Regions from separate parts of the Homo sapiens genome. Here region 1 is linked to region 2. A link is a loop called in an ENCODE intact Hi-C map of the cell type or tissue named here. Cell type or tissue: psoas muscle. All regions are shown on one strand. Each heading gives the region's core, and the rest is flanking DNA. Links, peaks and the distances in the headings are about the cores only.

The links. Hi-C counts contacts between places; a loop is a spot of excess contacts. Peaks named below come from ENCODE experiments on the same cell type or tissue, not always from the same donor. Only the 100,000 strongest peaks of a DNase experiment are listed, where the experiment ranks them.
Region 1: a loop joins it to region 2, with 2.4 times the contacts of the local background. A loop is called at or near these places in 8 of 110 quality-filtered maps.

What each region holds. Positions count from the first base shown.
Region 1 is chr1:150,297,883-150,308,250 of GRCh38, forward strand. It overlaps MRPS21 (mitochondrial ribosomal protein S21), which reads left to right. Exons shown (of 3, transcript NM_031901.6): 3 at 10,166-10,368. The coding sequence ends at 10,346. Among named protein-coding and RNA genes, the nearest start is that of MRPS21, 9.2 kb to the left of the region's middle. In psoas muscle, for the core only: no CTCF peak of the experiment used is centred there; a DNase peak (open chromatin) is centred at 4,677.
Region 2 is chr1:150,350,513-150,360,880 of GRCh38, forward strand. It overlaps PRPF3 (pre-mRNA processing factor 3), which reads left to right. Exons shown (of 16, transcript NM_004698.4): 16 at 2,321-2,721. The coding sequence ends at 2,467. Among named protein-coding and RNA genes, the nearest start is that of RPRD2, 8.4 kb to the right of the region's middle. In psoas muscle, for the core only: no CTCF peak of the experiment used is centred there; no DNase peak of the experiment used is centred there.

The sequences.
Region 1 (10,368 bases), core at 1,285-9,284, 52 kb before region 2:
ATGTCTAATGACCTTTCTCTGGCCCTACTTTGCTATCTTGGAAGTACAAAATGAACTTTTTTTTTTTTGAGACAGAGTTTCACTCTTATTGCCCAAGCTGGAGTGCAATGGTGCCATCTCGGCTCACCGCAACCTCTGCCGCCCATGTTCAAGCGTTTCTCCTGCCTCAGCCTCCTGAGTAGCTGGGATTACAGGCATGCGCCACCAAGCCCAGCTAATTTTGTATTTTTACTAGAGATGGGGTTTCTCCAGGTTAGTCAGGCTGGTCTCTAACTCCCAACCTCACATGATCCACCCGCCTTGGCCTCCCAAAGTGCTGGGATTACAGGCTTGAGCCACTGCACCTGGCCTAAAATGAACGTCTTTATAGGTAACATCCAGACCCTGCAGTGAGTTAGCTAGGGAGATGAATGTTGAATTTGGGAAAAGGCATGTATTACGTGTAACTTCACTCTTTTTTTCTGACTTCTCCCTGTAAATCTTCTTCTGTATGATTTATTTTGGTAGATTTAGATAGGTCTTCTGGCCATGGTTGTTGAGATGTTTGTTATTGAAAGATCAAAGGATAGCTGTTGCTTAATGGTAAAACAAATTTCCAACAGGCTCAGTTTTAGTTCCCTTATTCCTAAAGTATAGATAACACAAAAGCAAGAATTTTGTTTTTAGAAAATTAGCTACTTTGACAAAAAACAACAAAATTTGTGGTACAGTATTATTTATTGAACCACTTTTTTTTTGAGACGGAGTCTCCCTCTGTCGCCCAGGCTGGAGCGCAGTGGCGCAATCTCTGCTCACTGTGACCTCCGCCTCCCGAGTTCAAGCGATTCTCCTGCCTCAGCCTCCCGAGTAGCTGGGACTACAGGCGCATGCCACTACCCCGGCTAATTTTTTGTATTTTTAGTAGAGACGGGGTTTCACCATGTTAGCCAGAATGGTCTCGATCTCCTGACCTCGTGATCTGCCCACCTCAGCCTCCCAAAGTGCTGGGATTACAGGCGTGAGCCACCATGCCCAGCTGAACCACTTCTTACAGTTGTATCAAGAGAGTAGCGGCTGGGTGCAGTGCCTCAGTCTTGTATTCTCAGCAATTTGGGAGGCTAAGAATGGTGGATCACTTGAGGCCAGGAGTTCGAGACTAGCCTGGCCAACATGGCGAAACCCCGTCTTTACTAAAAATACAAAAATTAGCCATGCATGGTGGCACAGGTCTGTAATCCCAGCTACTCCGTAGGCTGAGGCAGAAGAGCCGCTTGAACCTGGGAGGCAGAGACTGCAGTGATGCCCCATATCATATATGGAATGCATCCCCATTTACACCTAAAATTTGAAACAGAATCTGAGAAACAAAATATTTCTAATCTCCTTCCTGATCCTCTTCACTGATACCAGGTTTGCAGAAAATATAAGGCCAGCTCTTATCTTTTGAGAGAAGACTCTTATTTCTTTGTCTAAGATTGTCTATACCCCTTTTTATCTGCCTCTTTTAAAAATCCTTGTCCAGCCACTATATTTTTAATTTAATCAACACTCAGTTTTTGCTTTTCCTGTTTTTTTTTCTGTTTTTTGTTTGTTTGTTTGTTTGTTTGTTTGAGACGATGTCTCGCTCTTGTCCCCCAAGCTGGAGTGCAGTGGCATGATCTCGGCTCACTGCAACCTCCGCCTCCCAGGTTCAAGTGATTCTCCTGCCTCAGCCCCCCGTGTAGCTGGGATTACAGGCACTTGCCACCACGCCTGGCTAGTTTTGGTATTTTTAGTAGAGACGGGGTTTCACCATGTTGGCCAGGCTGGTCTCGAACTCCTGACCTCAGGTGATCCACCCGCCTCTGTCTCCCAAAGTGCTGGGATTACAGGTGTGAGCCACCACACCCAGCCCACATACTACTTTTATGGTTCTCTTTTTGTTGGTGACTGGCATTTTACACAAACCTATTTCCTGGGTCGAAGTGTTAATATTAGAGAGCCGGAGAGTGGTCAGTGTGACACCCTGTGGTTTCAACCCTGGCTGCCTATTAGGATCACCTAGGGAACGAACCATCAAGAAAACAAAACTAATGCCAGGGCCCAATCTGAGATGAATCAGAATCTCCAGGGGTTGCAACCTGGATGGCAGCATTTTAAAAAACATACCATGAGATTTCACCAGGATTGAAAATTATTATAATAGACTTGTAGCCTCCTGGCTGGGCACAGTGACTCATGCCTGTAATCCCAGCACTTTGGGAGGCTGAGGGGGGCGGATCATTTGAGGTTAGGAGTTCAAGACCAGCCTGGCCAACATGGTAAAACCCCGTCTCTACTAAAAATATAAAAATTAGCCGGGTATGATGGTGCATACCTGTAATCCCAGCTATTCGGGAGGCTGAGGCAGGAGAATCGCTTGAACCTGGGAGCTGGAGGTTGCAGTGAGCCGAGATCGCGCCACTGCACTCCAGCCTGGGTGACAAAGTGAGACCCTGTCTCAAAAAAAAAAAGGCTTGTAGCCTCCTTAAGGACAGAAACCTATGCTTTTTCATTTGTGTATCTCTTGGATTTACCAAAGTGTCTGGCACATCCAAAGCTCTCATTAAATGTCTACTTAATGAACATAAATGTTCCTTTATCTTTTTTGTCACTTATTTAATGTTTGTCAAACTTTTTTACTGAAGTGTCGTTAACAGCAGAGGAGAGTGAATGAACTATAGGGGTTCTGCTACTATAAGCAAACATGGAATTTCTTTGAAGCTTCCCTAAATTAAAATGTAAGGTGAACTTCGTATTCGTTGCCATTGCATCTGTTTTATGGGTAACACCCCCACTCCTTCGAGTTAAAATTGGTGCCTCCAGGCAGATGCATCAAATTTGTCCAGAAACTTGTATCCTTTGGCATTCTGTTAATTACCCTGGTTAAGAAGCACAGTATTACCTTTTCTTCAGGGATTAAAACACCAAAGTAGGAGTAGGATTTGGAAAAAAGCAATTTACATTGCTTAAAAAGAAAAGAATTATATTCTTTTCTTTTTAAGAAAGAAGAGGAGTGGTTAGAAAAATAAATTTGGCCAGGCGCGGTGGCTCACCCCTGTAAGCTCAGCACTTTGGGAGGCCGAGGCGGGTGGATCATCTGAGGTCAGGAGTTCAAGACCAGCCTGGCCAACATGATGAAACCCTGTCTCTACTAAAAAAAATACAAAAATTGGCCGGGCGCGGTGGCTCATGCCTGTAATCCCAGCACTTTGGGAGGCTGAGGGGGGCGGATCACGAGGTCAGGAGATCGAGACCATCCTGGCTAACACAGTGAAACCCCGTCTCTACTAAAAATACAAAAAATTAGCTGGGCGCCGTGGCGGGCGCCTATAGTCCCAGCTACTCGGGAGGCTGAGGCAGGAGAATGACGTGAACCCGGGAGGCGGAGCTTGCAGTGAGCCAAGATGGCGCCATTGCACTCCAACCTGGGGGACGAGAGCGAGACTTCGTCTCAAAAGAAAAAAAATTAGCCGGACATGGTGGCAGGTGCCTGTAATCCCAGCTACTCAGGAGGCTGAGGCAGGAGAATCGCTTGAACCCAGGAGGCGGAGGTTCCAGTGAGCCGAGATCGCGCCATTCATTGCACTCCAGCCTGGGGGACGAGAGCGAGACTTCGTCTCAAAAAAGGAAAAGAAATTCAAGTCCCATAGACTCAGAGTCCCATAAATTGTATTATAGCTTCGCGGGGCAGGGGGGAAATGAACAAATATTTCAGTCTTAGAATAATTTTCTTTTTCCTTTCTTTTTTTTTTAATACGGAGTCTCTCTCTGTTGCCCAGACTGCGTGGTCTCGCCTCACTGCAACCTCTGTCTCCCGGGTTCAAGTGATTCTCCTGCCTCAGCCTCCCGAGTAGCTGGGATTACAGGCACCTGCCACCACGTCCGGCTAATTTTTTGTAGTAGAGACGGGGTTTCACGATGTTGGCCAGGCTGGTCTCAAACTCCTGACCTCATGATTGGCCCGCCCGGCCTCCCAAAGCGCTGGGATTACAGGGGTGAGCCACCGTGCCCGGCCTCTTAGAATAATTTTCTAGGTAAGGACTTTCAAGCTTGCATACGTGAGCAGACTGATTTTGGAGTGATCCAATCTTCTGTTTTCCTGCTGCCTGTTAAACACATTTTCTGACTGATGCACTTTTCTGTTTCTTCTTTTTCTCTGCTTTTCCCAAATGTCCTCTCTCTAGCCACTTTTTCTGTATATCTTTCTCACACTCCAGGCCTCTCCTGATCTCTTTCAGCTTTCTCATAGCTGGTAGTTTAAAAATAATTTGCTTGTTCTGTGGTCTAATTACAACAATAGGTAGGAGAGCAAATGAGTCTAGAGGGAGGTGATTAAAGCTTTACCATGTTTGGAGTACAGAGAGAGTCTTACAAAGGAAATAGCCTACGTGTCTGTCCAGTGAGGCCACCACAAAATGCCTGTTATATAACTGGGGGCCCTCATTGGTGCCCCGGGATGAGAAGGTGGAGAGTGGGGGTTGCTAGGAAGCCCTGCATGATTGGCTGGCCCCCAAGCAAAGAAAGGTGAGTACACTGGAAGCATGCCCTGTTGACTCCTTTTACTCCTAGTGGGCTACCTTCTGGGTCCATTGAGTCCTTCTGCATACACGTCTGTCCTGACGTAGACTGGCTACACTGACATGTGAGTCTGCCACCCGCACCTCCCCCCGCTCCAGGCAGCTTGGCTCCTTTTACATAATCATTTGAATTTCACTAAAACTGGCAGCTGGTTTCTCCTTCAGTATTAGGTTGCCAGGCGCCCGAACTCCAGGCTGATCTGTTTACTCTAAAGCTCTTGATGTACTAGTCCTTGAACTACTTTTGGAAGCAGAAGGAAGCATCATTAGTAACACCCCCTCTATTCTTGTGTTTTACAAAGCTTTTCTTGCATCCTTTTCTGTTAGAGGTAAAGTTGAGTAGATACCTCTACTATAGGGACTCTGGGGCATTTGAAGATAATCTGTGCCTTTTTTAGTATGACTAGAACGTGTCGGGTAAGGGAGGGAATCCTCACCTGGCATCTTGGAATTTATTTGGTCTGTGTTTTGGAAGTAAGTAGTACATCCAGGGAATGCCATTTACCAACCCCCATCATTATATTCTTTCTTTTCCCTTCACCATTCTTATGTTCTTTTGTTATTCTTTTTCCTTGTCTTGCCCTTTTGCCTGACAGTACAGGCATTTCCTTGGTAAGATGATCACCTTTGTTTTAGAAGCCTTTTGGAACTCCAGTAGGGTTCCTTGAGTCATACTCAACCCCTTCCTCCTCTTGCAGTGTTGTTTCATCCTACTTTTAAACTGTCTTTGTCATTCCAATAGGTTCGTCTTCCTAGGTCATATTTACTCAGGGTCTCTGTCGTTTTTATATTCTCTCAAATCCAGTCTCCTTGTACTTTTTACATTATATATCCAATCTTTTTCTTTCAGGGGCTTTTTTCTATATTTTCTCCAATATACTACTTTCTAGTCCAAAAAGCAACCTTCATTAGACAGTATTAAACACAAAGTCTCAGCAGAAATAAATGTTTACATGTTTAGATCATTCTTTTATCCAAGTGTCCCTTATCGGCTTCCATTTCCTCTTTACTCTGATTGAAGAGTCTAGCCCAGCTCTTCACTCCCTCTTTTACCCATGGATACTGCAACAGTTTGTCTTCTGAAATGGGTGGTTTTTGTTTGAGAAGCAGAATACTGTTGTAGAGCACTTTACTAAAGACCTGAATTCTGTTTATAGTTCCATTTTGTGATCTTGGGCGGGTCAGCCTCTCTGAACTTCAGTTTCCTCATCTATAAAAAGAGGACATTATTTGCCTAAACAATTTCATAGGAGTGTAGTTAGGATGATGGATATAAAAATGCTATCTAAACTCTAATATGCCATCGTAGTAAAGGTAATACTATTGAGGCTTTCTGAGCTATATCCCCAATAACTGTATATATTGTAAGGTCACTTAATCCCTTGTGCTATGGACATTTATTAGTCATCTAGAGGACTCATTTTTGGCATACATTTCCTAGTTGTTCTTTGCCAAGTATTTTGTTAGGTGCAAAAGTGAATACAGATTTGATCTCTAACCTTAGAAAAGACACAACCCAATGAGGGGTTCAATGTAATACTGTTTGATCAGTGCTATAAAAGAGACATCAGCCGGGCGTGGTGGCTCACGCCTGCAATCCCAGCACTTTGGGAGGCCGAGGTGGGTGGATCACCTGAGGTCAGGAGTTTGAGACCAGCCTGGCCAACATGGTGAAACCCTGTCTCTACTAAAAATGCAAAAATTATCCAGGTGTGGTGGTACGCCCCTGTAATCCCAGCTACTCAGGAGGCTGAGGCGGGAGAATTGCTTGAACCTGAGAGGTTGAGGCTGCAGTGAGCCAAGATGGTGACACTGCACTCCAGCCTGGGCAACAGAGCGAGGCCCTGCCTACAAAAAAAAAAAAATGGTGCCATGGTGTTGGTTGTCCCTGGACCATCAGCAGCAATATCAGCTGGGAATTGTTAGAAATGCAAATTCTTGGCCCCTACTCTAGGCCTACAGAATCAGAAACTGTGGCACAGCAATCTGTGGTGTTCTTTGAAATAGGGTTTCACAGCCAAGCGCAGTGGCTCATGCCTGTAATCCCAGCACTTTGGGAGGCCAAGGCAGGCAGATCATGAGGTCAGAAGTTCAAGACCAGCCTGACCAATATGGTGAAACTCCGTCTCTACTAAAAATACAAAAATTAGCTGGGCGTGGTGGTGCGTGTCTGTAGTCCCAGCTACTCGGGAGCCTGAGGCAAGAGAATCTCTTGAACCTGGGAGGCGGAGGTTGCAGTGAGCCGAGATCGTGCCACTGCAACTCCTGCCTGGGCAACAGAGCGAGACTCTGTCTCAAAAAAAAAAAAAAGGCCGGTTGCGGTGGCTCATGCCTGTAATCCCAGCACTTTGGGAGGCTGAGGCGGGTGGATCACCTGAGGTCAGGAGTTCGAGACCAGCCTGCCAACATGGCGAAACCTTATGTCTACTAAAAATAACAAAAATTAGCTGGTGCTTGTAATTCCGGCTACTTGGGAAGCTGAGGCAGGAGAATCGCTTGAACCCAGAAGGCGGAGGTTGCAGTGAGCCAAGATTGCGCCATTGCACTCCAGCCTGGGCAACAAGTGCGCAACTCCGTCTCAAAAGAAAGAAAGAAATAGGGTCTTGCTTGCCCAGGCTGGAGTGCAGTGCCACAATCATGGCTCACTGCAGTCTCAACCTCCTGGGATAAAGCATTTCTCCCATTCTCCCATGTCAGCCTCCCAAGTAGCTGGGAGTGCAGGTGTGTGTGCCACCATGTCTGGTTAATTTTTATTTTTTGTGGAGATGGGGTTCTCACTATGTTGCTCAGGCTAGTGTCAAACTCCTGGGCTCAAGTGATCCTCCCAGCTCGGCCTCCCAAAGTCCTGGGATTACAGGTGTGAGCCACCATGGCCAGCCAGCAATCCCTGTTTTAACAAGCTTTCCAGATGACTACTGCATGCCAAAGTTTGATTTCACCTGAACTAGTTTACAGATGTGATAACAATTGATTTGGGCCTTTGAGGAACAAGTAGGATTTCATCAGGAAGAAAAAGAAAAGAATGATATTCCAAGTAAAGGGAACATCATGAGCAAAGAAAAAAACAAGTATGTAGGATGCTTGGAGAACTGCATATACTTAAGTGTGACTAGAGCATAGGCATTATAGGGCACGTGTTTTGTTTTTGTTTTTTGAGATGGAGTCTCCATCTTTTGCCCAGCTGGAGTGCAGTGCCTTGATCTCGGCTCATTGCAACCTCCACCTCCCAGGTTCAAGCTATTCTCCTGCCTCCGCTTCCCGAGTAGCTGGGATTACAGGTGGGCACCACCATGCCCAGCTAATTTTTGTATTTTTAGTAGAGATGGGGTTTCACCATGTTGGCCAGGCTTGTCTCGAACTCCTGACCTCAAGTGATCAGTAGGGCAGGTTATTAAAAGATATATATATAGGGGGCAATTGTTTGGGCTTTGAGCTTAGACTAGTAGTTCCAAAATCTGTCTGTACATTGGAATCACCTTGGAAACTGAAAAACCTGCTCATGTCCCTTTCCCTCTCCTTTGTGATTTAATTGGACTGGGTGTGGCCCAGGGTTCGGAATGTTTAAAAGATCCCTGGGCAGTTCTGATGTGCAGATGATTCTGGGAACTTTAGTGGCTTAGGCCACTCTGTATATTAGGAAAGATTTTTTAGCACCAGAGTGACATGATCTGATTTATGTTTTAGGGCAATAATTGGTGTAGGAAAAGAGAGTGGAAATAGGGCAACCTACTTATTCACATTTCAGATGAGTTGTTCTTTAGGATCCCTTCACAACCACTTTCTTGTTCTCAAGTTCAGGTTTAATGCCTCCTGTGAGTTTGTTTTTGTTTTGTTTTTCCTTGAGACAAGAGTCTGTTGCCCAGGCTGGAGTGCAGTGGCACCATCTCGGCTCACTACAGCCTCCACCCCGAGTTCAAGGGATTCTCCTGCCTCAGCCTACTGAGTACAGGTGCCCACCACTACGCCTGGCTAATTTTTGTATTTTTAGTAGAGGTGGGGTTTCACCATGTTGGCCAGCCTGGTCTTGAACTCCTGACCTCAAGTGATCTTTTTGAGATGGAGTTTCACTCTTGTTGCCCAGGCTGGAGTGCAGTGGCGCAACCTTGGCTTACTGCAATCTCCGCCCCCAGGGTTCAAGCAATTCTCCTGCCTCAGCCTTCCGAGTAGCTGGGATTACAGGCATACACCACCATGCCCGGCTAATTTTGTATTTTTAGTAGAGACAGGGTTTCTCCATGTTGGTCAGGCTGGTCTCAAACTCCTGACCTCAGGTGATCCGCCCACCTCGGCCTCCCACAGTGCTGGAATTACAGGTGTGAGCCACCAGCCTGACAGGATGGAACTTTAAGTAAGAGAATCACCTTAAGAATCACCCCTAGTGATTCTGTTCTTACTGAAAATGGCTCTCCCCAGTTGAGGTCTCTGAAATGCCCCATTAGTTGAGAATCATTGCTGTAGGGAGACATGTTCTTCAGGTACTGTATCATATCCCTCAGGTGTGTTGTGGTAGAGTAGATTTGAGAACATAACTTTGACTATAAACTCTCCAAGAGCAAGGGCCATGTAATTAATTGCTTTTTTATTTCCCCAATTTTTTTTTTTTGAGACAAGAGTCTCACTCTGTTGCCCAGGCTGGAGTGCAGTGGTGCAATCTCAGCTCACTGCAACCTCCACCTCCTAGGTTCAAACACTTCTCCTGCCTGCCTCCTGAGTAGCTGGGAGGGACTATAGGCGCCCGCCATCATGCCCAGCTAATTTTTGTATTTTTAGTAGAGACGGGGTTTCACCATATTGGTCAGGCTGGTCTCGAACTCCCGACCTCAGGTGATCCACCTGCCTCGGCTTCCCGAAGTGCTAGGATTACAGGCATGAGTCACTGTGCCCAGTCCTTTTTTTTTTTTTTTTTTTTTTCCTTTGAGTCAAGGTGTCACTCTGTTGTCCAGGCTGGAATGCAGTGGTAGGATCTCAGCTCACTGCAGCCATGAACTCCCAGGTTCAATTGATCCTCCCACCTCAGCCTCCTGAGTAGAGGGGACTACAGGCATGTACCACCATGCCTGGTTAATGTTTGTATTATTTGCAGAGACGGGGTTTTGCCGTGTTGCCCATGCTGAACAATATTTTTTTTCTTTTTTGAGACAGGGTCTTATTCTGTCACCCAGGCTGGAGTACACTGGTGCAAACACAGCACACTGCAGCCTCAGTCTCCCCTGGGCTCAAGTGATGCTCCCACCTCAGCCTCGTGAGTCGCTAGCACTACAGACACATATTACGAAGCCTGGCTAATTATTTTTATTTTTTGTAGAAACAGGGTTTTGCCATGTTGCCTAGGCTGGTCTCAAACTCCTGGGCTCAATCTGCTCACCTTGGGCTCCCAGGGTGGTGGGATTACAGGCATGAGCCACTGCACCCGGCCCACAGATTCTTATTGAGGCCTTTGTAAGTAGGCAGTTAATGCTCTATTGCCACCATTTCCCACTGTATTTTTTATAAATACCAATTGTTTGGTCAATCGACTTCTATTTATGAAACTGGAAAAGAATAATGATGATCCCAAATGTCTAACCTCATTGCTTGCCTTTATACAGAATCCTCACTATGGATGGGCTCATTGAGGACATTAAGCATCGGCGGTATTATGAGAAGCCATGCTGCCGGCGACAGAGGGAAAGCTATGAAAGGTGCCGGCGGATCTACAACATGGAAATGGCTCGCAAGATCAACTTCTTGATGCGAAAGAATCGGGCAGATCCGTGGCAGGGCTGCTGAGGCCTGTGGGTGGGACACCCAG
Region 2 (10,368 bases), core at 820-8,819:
TTAAAATGTGCTTATTTCTAGTATATGTGCTGCTGAAGCGAGCAGTAAAATGTGCTTATTTCTATTAATGAATTCTTTATTATAAAAGTGGTACATTATTACAAAAGTAGTAAATGTTTATTAAGATTAGAAACAAATTCTAATTATACAGAAGAGTACTTACTGAGACCCAGCACAGTGGCTCACGCCTATAATCCCAGCACTTTGGGAGGATGAGGTGGTTGGATCACTTGAGCTCAGGAGTTCAAGACCAGCCTGGGCAATATGGCGAAACCCCGTCTCTACAAAAAATACAAAAATTAGCCTGGCCTGGTGGCGTCTGCCTGTAGTCCCAGCTACTTGAGAGGCTGAGGTGGGAAGATTGCTTCAGCTTTGGAGTTTGAAGCTGCAGTGAGCTGTGACTATGCCACTGCACTCCAGCCTGGGCACCAGAGTGAAACCCTGTCTTAAAAAAAAAAAAGAAAAAGTCTCAGGCCAGGTGCAGTGGCTCATGCCTATACTCCCAACACTTTGGGAGGCTGAGGTGGGCGGATTACGAGGTCAGGAATTCGAGACTAACCTGGCCAACATGGTGAAACCCAGTCTCTACTAAAAATACAAAAATTAGTGGGGCGTGGTGGCCAGTGCCTATAATCCCAGCTACTTGGGAGGCTGAGGCAGGAGAATCGCTTGAATCTGGGAAGCGGAGGTTGCAGTGAGCCGAGATCGCACCATTGCACTCCAGCCTGGGTGACAGTGCGAGACTGTGTCTCAAAACAAAAGTCTCTTCCTATTCGCTGATCTCTTCAGACCAGTCTTTATAGGTAATTGCTATTAATAGTTTTTCTTCTGAAGGAGCAATCAAAAAATAAAAATTAAAAAAAAAGGTTTTCATGTATCCTGCCTTATCCCAGATTCTTCAATTTATGCATACAAATTAGATGATAATAACCATAGTATTTGTTCTCTGTTTTATAAGTTCCCACCTGCATATTTGTTATCTTTTTTTAATCAACTTTTTTTTTTAGAGATAGGGTCTTGCTCTATTGCTCAGGCTGGTGTGCAGTGGCGCAGTCATAGCTCGCTACAGCCTTGAACTCCTAGGGACAAGCAATCCTCCAGTCTCAGCTTCTCAAGTATCTGAGACCTCAGGTCCACACCACTGTGCCTGGCTAATTTTTTTTTTTTTTTTTTTTTTTTTTAGAAATGGATCTCACTATGTTGCCTAGGCTTGTCTTGAACTCTTAGCCTTGAGTGATCCTCCCACCTCAGCCTCCCAAAGTGCTGGGATTATAGGCATGAGCTACTGTGCCCAGCCCTACCTTCACATATCTCAGCACCCTCATCTTTCAATTTTCTTCTATTTATCTCTGAAGAGTACTTACTGAAAAAGTCCCGGCTTCTTAGAGAACCAGTATTAATGTTGTAGGAATTTAGTTTTCAGGAATTGTCTCTCATGTTCAGAAATAAGCCAAGTTCTGCTCCAGCCTCCTTATTGGAGTCTACTCCCTGAACGCCTCTTGAGGTATTGCTTTATGACTGCCATTGCTGCTGGTAACTTTGGCAAGAATGCCATTCTGCCCAGTACTGTCTTTTTCTGTTGTAATTCTCTGCTGGTACCTGCTCTTCTTCTGTTCCCCGCCCCCAGTTGTTCTTTGTTGCTGGGCCCCAAAGCCTCCTGCTTATATAAATAGTTTCTGGGGCCTTTTTGAAGGCTCAGATTTAGTCCTTAAGGCCTGGTAGGAGATAAGTTTATCTCATTCCACCTTCCATAGTTCTTCCTGACTTGCTGTTCCACCCAGGCACCAGAGCAAATAATTCCTCACTTCATTTCAAAAAACTAAAAGCCTTATGCATATGAATTCGTAAAATCTCATACAAATATCCAAGGAGGCCGGGCGCGGTGGCTCACGCCTATAATCCCAGCACTTTGGGAGGCTGAGGCGGGAGGATCACGAGGTCAGGAGATCGAGACCATCCTGGCTAACACGGTGAAACCCCGTCTCTACTAGAAATACAAAAAATCAGCTGGGCGTGGTAGCGGGCGCCTGTAGTCCCAGCTACTCCAGAGGCTGAGGCAGGAGAATGGTGTGAACCCGGGAGGCGGAGCTTGCAGTGAGCCGAGATCGTGCCACTGCACTCCAGCCTGGGCGACAGAGCGAGACTCTGTCTCAGAAAAACACAAATATCCAAGGAAATGGAGGTCACAATTTTTTTTTAACCATAAAATCACGTTCAGCTGGGCACATGTCTCACAAATGTTACTAGGTCTTCTTATAAAAGAATATTATCTGATTTAAATAAGAAATTGAAGTGTTTTTATTATATATCTCTTTTCTAGGGTACAGCCAAAGACCGGAGCTTTGGAGAGATGAAGTTTAAACAGTGTCCTACAGAGAACATGGCTCGTGAGCATTTCAAAAAGCATGGGGCTGAACACTACTGGGACCTTGCGCTGAGTGAATCTGTGTTAGAGTCCACTGATTGAGACTACTGCAAGCCCTTGCCTCTCCTCCCTTGCCTTTGTCTCTTCAGTCCTCTCACTTATTCTATTTCCCAACCCCCTCCCACTTGTTTGTGTGATCTCAGAACTGTGCCAAGCAGACACTGGGACAAAGGGAGAATATCTTGCTCCCCTCCTGAGTCAGCCTGGTGTTGCCCTTTATTCCCCTTATGTGCATATGATTAAAGAGTTATTTTTAAACTTGGTGTGATATTTTTCACACATTCGTAAGTATTAGAGTTTGGGTCTACAGGTGATCTTTTTTCCGGACTTTTAGCAATTGCTGTGGAAAAAAACATTTTTTGTCATTGACATTTATTTATATATATAAATGGATGAATGGATGGATGGATAGATGGATGTGTATTTTTGAAGTCTAGTGGAAATGTTTGATCTCATCCTGGAGCTAGAATGATAAATACTGTTTTCCTGGAGCAGAATGAAGCAGGGAGATGTGTAAAGTGGTAAGGGAGGAAGGAGGGACAAATGAGTATCCATCCCTTAACCAAGAGAATCACCAGGTTAGACAGATTACCTCAGGACTTGGCTAAGTAGTCTTTCCAGGAAATCAGTTCCTCTAAGGGATGCATATGTGGGAATGTGTGTTGTGGGTGAAATGGACACAGGGAAAGTCCAAGGAGGATGCTATGGGTCAGTTTGTAAAGTGGAATAGGATTTAAGAATTTAGCCCATTTTGTCTCTTTTACTAGTTTAAAAATCCGCTTCTAATAGAAATTGTGTAGTTTTTTTTTTTTTTTTTCTATCTATGAATCCGACTACATGTGGGTGGTTTTATTTCAGCATTTAATGTTTCTGGTTTGATTTTAGGAGTATTTGAAGTCCAAAATTTTTACCATACCTATCCTTCCGTTTCATATTGCCTCTGTTGGGAATGGATCAAACAAGTCAATAGAGCTCCCATACCTTCTTGCTAGGTGGAGCATGCTATGAATTGGTATTGGAGAATGGATGTTTGACAAAAAGTTAAAACATTCTGTGTTATAAAATTAACCCCCTTTAAAAAAAAAAATCTGTATTTCAGGTCCTGGTCAGAGTTCCAACTTTAAGGTAGTATTAGGGAGCACTACCATCAAGGAGGTGGGAAGAGATAGGGGACCACACAGGGCTTTGAGGTAAAACTAGTGCAACTTCTCTCCTTCTTAATTTTAATTTTTTTTTTTTTGTTTTTTGTTTTTAGACCGAGTCTCGCTCTGTCGCCAGGCTGGAGTGCAGTGGTGTGATCTCGGCTCACTGCAACCTCCACCTCCCAGGTTCCAGCAATTCTCCTGCCTCAGCCACCCGAGTAGCTGGGACTACAGGCGCACGCCACCACACTCAGCTAATTTTTGTATTTTTTAGTAGAGATGGGGTTTCACCATATTGGCCAGGCTGGTCTCAATCTCCTGACCTCGTGATCTGCCCACCTCGGCCTCCCAGAGTACTGGGATTACAGGTGTGAGCCACCGCGCCTGGCCTGATTTTAATTTTTTTGAGCTCCAGCTCAAAGGATTCTCCTTTTTTAGAGATAAGCAAGCTGAGCTTGGTGGCTCCTGCCTGTAATCCCAGCATTTTGGGAGGTCGAGGCAGGCAGATCATCTGAGGTCAGGAATTCGAGACCAGCCTGCCCAACATGGTGAAACCCCATCTCTACTAAAAATACAAAAAATTAGCTGGGTGTGGTGGTGGGCACCTGTAATCCCAGCTACTTAGGAGGCTGAGGCAGGAGAATTGCTTGAACCCAGAAGGCGGAGGTTGCAGTGAGTCAAGATCGTGTCACTGCACTCCAGCCTGGGCGACGAGAGCAAAACTCCTTCTCAAAAAAAAAAAAAAAAAAGGCCAGGAGTGATGGCTCACGCCTCTAATCCCAGCACTTTGGGAGGCCGAGGCGGGTGGATCACGAGGTCAAGAGATTGAGACCATCCTGGCCAATATGGTGAAACGCTGTCTCTACTAAAAATACAAAAATTAGCTGGCATTGTGGCACGTACCTGTAGTCCTAGCTACTTCGGAGGCTGAGGCAGGAGAATCACTTGAACCTGGGAAGCGGAGGTTGCAGTGAGCCGAGATCGCGCCACTGCACTCCAGCCTGACGACAGAGCCAGTCTCCGTCTCAAAAGAAAAAAGCCAAAAAAAGAGATAAGCACGGCTGGGCGCAGTGGCTCACGCCTATAATCCCAGAACTTTGGGAGGCTGAGGTCGGTGGATCACCTGAGATCTGGAGTTTGAGACCAGCCTGACCAACATGGAGAAACCCCATCTCTACTAAAAATACAAAACTAGCCGAGCGTGGTGGTGCATGCCTGTAATCCCAGCTACTCGGGAGGCTGAGGCAGGAGAACTGCTTGAACCCAGGAGGCAGAGGTTGCCCTGAGCCACGATCGCACCACTGCACTCCAGCCTGGGCAACAAGAGCAAAACTCCATCTCAAAAAAAAAGAGAAAAGCAAACTAACCCAGATGAGTGAGGCTCATCATCTGAAGGATGGTACAGGATGAAATCTTTGAAATAACTCTAGCTTACCAGGACACAGCAATGAAGATTTTGAGTGCTTACTAGTAATTATATCTATGAAACTTGGGAGCTAGAGAATTGAACTAGCTATTTTAGTATTTCTTGATTTAAGCAAATGCAGGGGAAAAATTCATTGTCATAAAAATGAGTGTTTTTGTTCTGTTAAAGGATTTGTTACAAGTATATGTGTAAATAATTTATACACTACTTCAAAAATGAATTGATTGCATAAGATCTAAAAGAAATATTTATATTACAATATGCTATAGTTTATTGTAATGTACCCATAATGAGACTCAAACTTGTCTTGAGTATATCACTCGTCTCTCTGTGCCTCCAGGTGTTAATTGTTGTTAAATTTTCTCAAGCATTACCTCCTTATTTCTCCTTACAAACTTATAAGAGATATGCATTTTAGAGGTGAGGAATCTGAGGCTTAGAGTAAATAATTTGCCCAAGTTTATGACTTAGTAAGTTGTAGAGCTTGATTTGAACCCAGATTTGTTTGAGTACAGACCAAACTGAGCCACTAAGTGTATATTGCCTCATTTGTACAATAAAGAGGTAGGGACAGATATGTTCTTTCAAATGAATGTTATTCTCAGGATAGTTCTTACCTGGGGATGCTGTTATCACTGAAAATACTTTGTGAGCTGGGCGCGGTGGCTCATGCCTGTAATCTCAGCACTTTGGGAGGCCAAGGCGGGCGGATCACGAGGTCAGAAGTTCGAGACCAGCCTGACCAACATGTTGAAACCCCGTCTCTACTAAAAATGCAAAAATTAGCTGGGCATGGAGGCGCGCGCCTGTAATCCCAGCTACTCGAGAGGCTGGGGCAGGAGAATCACTTGAACCCAGGAGGCGGAGGTTGCAGTAAGCGAGATCGCGCCACTGCACTCCAGCCTGGGCGACAGGGCAAGACTCCATCTCAAAAAAAAAAAAAACAAAAACTTTGTGAATTTTGGTAATTTCATCTATTTCCAGTCCTTTTTGAATACCTTTAGTTAACGGCAGTTATTAGTTTTGGAAGAGTCATTTTTTTCATTTTTTATTTTCATTGGAAAGAGTTTTAGAAACCCTTTGGCTGGAATTAATAAATGATTATAGTAAGGTTGCAGGATATAAGGTTACAATACAAAAATCAGTCGCTCTCCTGTATACGAGTAATGAACAAGTAGAATTTGAAATTAAAAGCAATTCCATTTACATTAGCACCAAAAGGAAGTGGAATACTTAGGGATAAATCCAAATATATGTAAGATCTATATGAAGAAAACTACAAAACTCTAATAAAAAAAAAACTAAATAAATGCAATGGTATGTCACATTCATGGTAGGAAGACAGTATTGTAAAGATGTCAGTTCTGGTTGGATGTGGTGGCTCATGCCTGTAATCTCAGCACCTTGGGAGACCGAGGCTGGAAGATCATTGAGACCAGCCTGGACAACATAGGGAGATCCCATCTCTGCAACTTTTTTTATTTTTATTTTTTTTTTGAGACAAGGTCTCGCTTTGTTGCCCAGGTTGGAGTGGTGTGGCATGTTCTCAGCTCACTGCTGCCTTGACGTCCCAGGCTCAAGCAATCCTCCCACCTCTCAGCCTCCCGAGTAGCTGAGTCTACAGGCACATGCCACCACACCTGGCTAGTTTTTAAATTTTTTTGTAGAGACGAGGTATCACTTTGTTGCCCAGGCTGGTCTCCAACTCCAGAGCTCAAGTCATCTTCTTGCCTTGGCTTCCCAAAGTGCTGGGATTACAGCGATGAGTCACTGCACCCGGTCTACAAAAAATTTAAAAATAAAATTAGCCAGGCATGGTGGCATGTGCATGTGGTTCCAGCTACCTGGGCTGGGAGGATCACTTGGGCCTGGGAAGTACCATTGCACTCCAGCCTGGGTGACAGAGTGAGACCCTGTCTCAAGGAAAAAAAAAAAATCCAATAGAGTTGAAGGACTGACATTACCCAACTTTGAGAATTACTGTAAAGCTACAGTAATGAAGGTGGTGTTGTTGTTGTTGTTGTTGTTGTTGTTTTGAGACGGAGTCTCGCTCTATTGCCCAGGCTGGAGTGCAGTGGTGCAATCTCGGCTCACTGTAACCTCCATCTCCCGGGCTCAAGCAGTTCTCCTACCTCAGCCTCCCGAGTAGCTGGGATTACAGGCACCTGCCACCATGCCCAGCTAAGTTTTGCATATTTTTAGTAGAGATGGGGTTTCACCACACTGGCCAGGCTGGTCTTGAACTCCTGACCTGAGGTGATCCACCCGCCTCGGCCTCCCAAAGTACTGGGATTACAGGTGTCAGCCACCGTGGCTGGCTTTTTTTTTTTCTGAGACGGAGTTTCACTCTTGTTGCCCAGGCTCGAGTGCAATGGTGCAATCTTAGCTCACTGCAAACTCCACCTCCCGGGTTCAAGTGATTCTCCTGCCTCAGCCTCCCAAGTAGCTGAGATTACAGGCATGTGCCACCATGCCCAGCTAATTTTGTATTTTTAGTAGAGATGAGGTTTCACCATGTTGGTCATGCTGGTCTTGAACTCCCGACCTCAGGTGATCCACCAGCCTCGGCCTCCAAAGTGCTGGGATTACAGGAGTGAGCCACCATGCCCAGCTGGTAGTATAGTATTGGTGAAAGAATAGATCAGTGGAACAGAGTAGAGATCACAGAGATAGACTCACATAGTCAACTGCTCTTTGATAAAGGAGCAAAAGCAATATAAAGGAGAGATAATCTTTTTTAAAAATTGGTGTTGGAACAACTGGATGTTCACATGCAAAAAAGTGAATCTAGACACAAATTAACTCAAAATAGGTAACAGACCTAAATGTAAAATGCAAACCTGTAAAGTACCTAGTAGATAACAGAAAATGTAGCTGACTTGGGGTTGGCCTTGACTTTTTTTTTTTTTTTTTTTTTTTGAGATGGAGTCTCACTCTGTCACCCCCGCTGGAGTGCAATGGTGTGGTCTCTGCTCACTGCAACCTCTGCCTCCCAGGTTCAAGCGATTCTCTGGCCTCAGCCTCTCGAGTAGCTGGGACTACAGGTGTGTGTCACCACACCCAGCTAATTGTATATTTAGTAGGAATGGGGTTTCACTTAGTTGTCCTGGCTGGTCTCGAACTCCTGACCTCCTGATCCGCCTGCCTTGGCCTCCCAAAGTGCTGGGATTACAGGTGTGAGCCACCGTGCCCAGCCAGCCTTGACTTTTTAGAAACAACACCAAAGGCATGATCTATGAAAGAAAAAATTATAAACTGGACTTAATTAAAATGAAAAATTCTGCTGTGCAAAAGACACTGTCAAGAAAATGAAAAGAAGGGCTGGGTGTGGTGGCTCATGCCTGTATTCCCACACTTTGGGATGGTGAGGCAGGCGGATCACTTGAAGTCAGGAGTTCAAGACCAGCCTGGCCCATATGGTGAAACCCCGTCTCTACCAAAAATACAAAAAATTAGCCGGGCATCATAGTGGGCGCTTGTAATCCCAGCTACTCAGGAGACTGAGGCATGAGAATTGCTCGAACCCAGGAGGCGGAGGTTGCAGTGAGCCGAGATCACACTACTGCACTTCAGCCTGGGCAACAGGGCAAGACTCCATCACCAAAAAAAAAGAAGGCCTCATACTGGAAGAAAATATTTGCAAAAGATGTATCTGATAAAGGACTTATCCAAAATATACAAAGAACTCCTAAAACTCAACACTAAGAAAATGAACAACTCAATTAAAAAGTGGGGCTGGCGCGGTGGCTCACACCTGTAATCCCAGCACTTTGGGCGGTCAAGGTGGGCGGATCATGTGAGGTCAGGAGTTCCAGACCAGCCTGGCCAACATGGCGAAACCCTGTCCCTACTAAAAATACAAAAATTAGCCGGGCATGGTGGCACATGTCTGTAATCCCAGCTACCTGACATGCTGAGGCAGGAGAATTGTTTGAACCCAGGAGGCTGAGGTTGCAGTGACCTGAGATCCTGCCACTGCACTCCAGCCTGGTCAACAGACAGACTCCGTTTAAAAAAAAAAAAGGGCCCGGCACGGTGGCTGACGCCTGTAATCCCAGCACTTTGGGAGGCCAAGGCAGGCAGATCACTAAGTCAGATCGAGACCATCCTGGCTAATGGTGAAACCCCGTCTCTACTAAAAATACAAAAAATTAGCTGGGTGTGGTGGCAGGCGCCTGTAATCCCAGCTACTCGGGAGGCTGAGGCAGGGGAATGGCGTGAACCCAGGAGGCGGAGCTTGCAATGAGCCGAGATGGCGCCACTGCACTCCAGCCTGGGCGACAGAGTGAGACTCCGTTTCAAAAAAAAAAAAAAAGTGGGCCGAAGACCTTAACGGACACATCATCAAAAAAAGATACAGAGATGGCAAATAAACATATGAAAAGATGCTCCACATCAGGCTGGGCACAGTGGCTCACACCTGCAATCCCAGCACTTTGGGAAGCCAAGGTGAGCACATTACCTGAGGTCGGGTGTTCAAGACCAGCCTGACCAACATGGAGAAACCCTGTGGCTACTAAAAATACAAAATTAGCCAGGCATGGTGGCGCATGCCTGTGATCCCAGCTACTTGGGAGGCTGAGGCAGGAAAATCGCTTGAACCTGGGAGGCGGAGGTTGCAGTGAGCCAAGATCGTGCCATTGCACTCCAGCCTGGGCAACAAGAGCAAAACTCCTTCTCAAAAATTAAAAAAGTCCATGCACAGTGGCTCATGCCTGTAATCCCCACACTTTGGGAGGCCGAGGCGGGTGGATCACCTGAGATTGGAAGTTCAAAACCAGCCTGACCAACACGGAGAAACCCCATCTCTGCTAAAAATACAAAATTAGCTGGGCGTGGTGGCACATGCCTGTAATCCCAGCTACTCAGGAGGTTGAGGCAGGAGAATTGCTTGAACCCAGGAGGCAGAGGTTGTGGTCAGCCAAGATCACTCCAGCCTGGGCAACAAGAGCAAAACTCCGTCTCAAAAAAATAAAAAAATGCTCCACATCATATGTCATTAAGGAAATGCAAGTTAAAACAACAATTAGATACTGCTACACACCTATTAGAGTGGCCAAAATCCAAAAGATTAACAACATTAAATGCTGGTGAGGATGTAGAACTGATGGAAATGCAAAATAGTAAATCCACTTTGGTAGGTTGATGATTTTTTCTTTTTTTAAGTAGCTGGGATTACAGGCATTCGCCAACATGCCCAGCTAATTTAGCATTTTTAGTAGAGACGGGGTTTCTCCATGTTGGTTAGGTTGGCCTCGAACTCACGACCTTAGGTGATCTGCCCATCTCGGCTTCCCAAAGTGCTGGGATTACAGGCATGAGCCACTGCGCCTGGCCGATTTCTTTCTTTCTTTTTTTTTTTTTTTTTGAGAGGG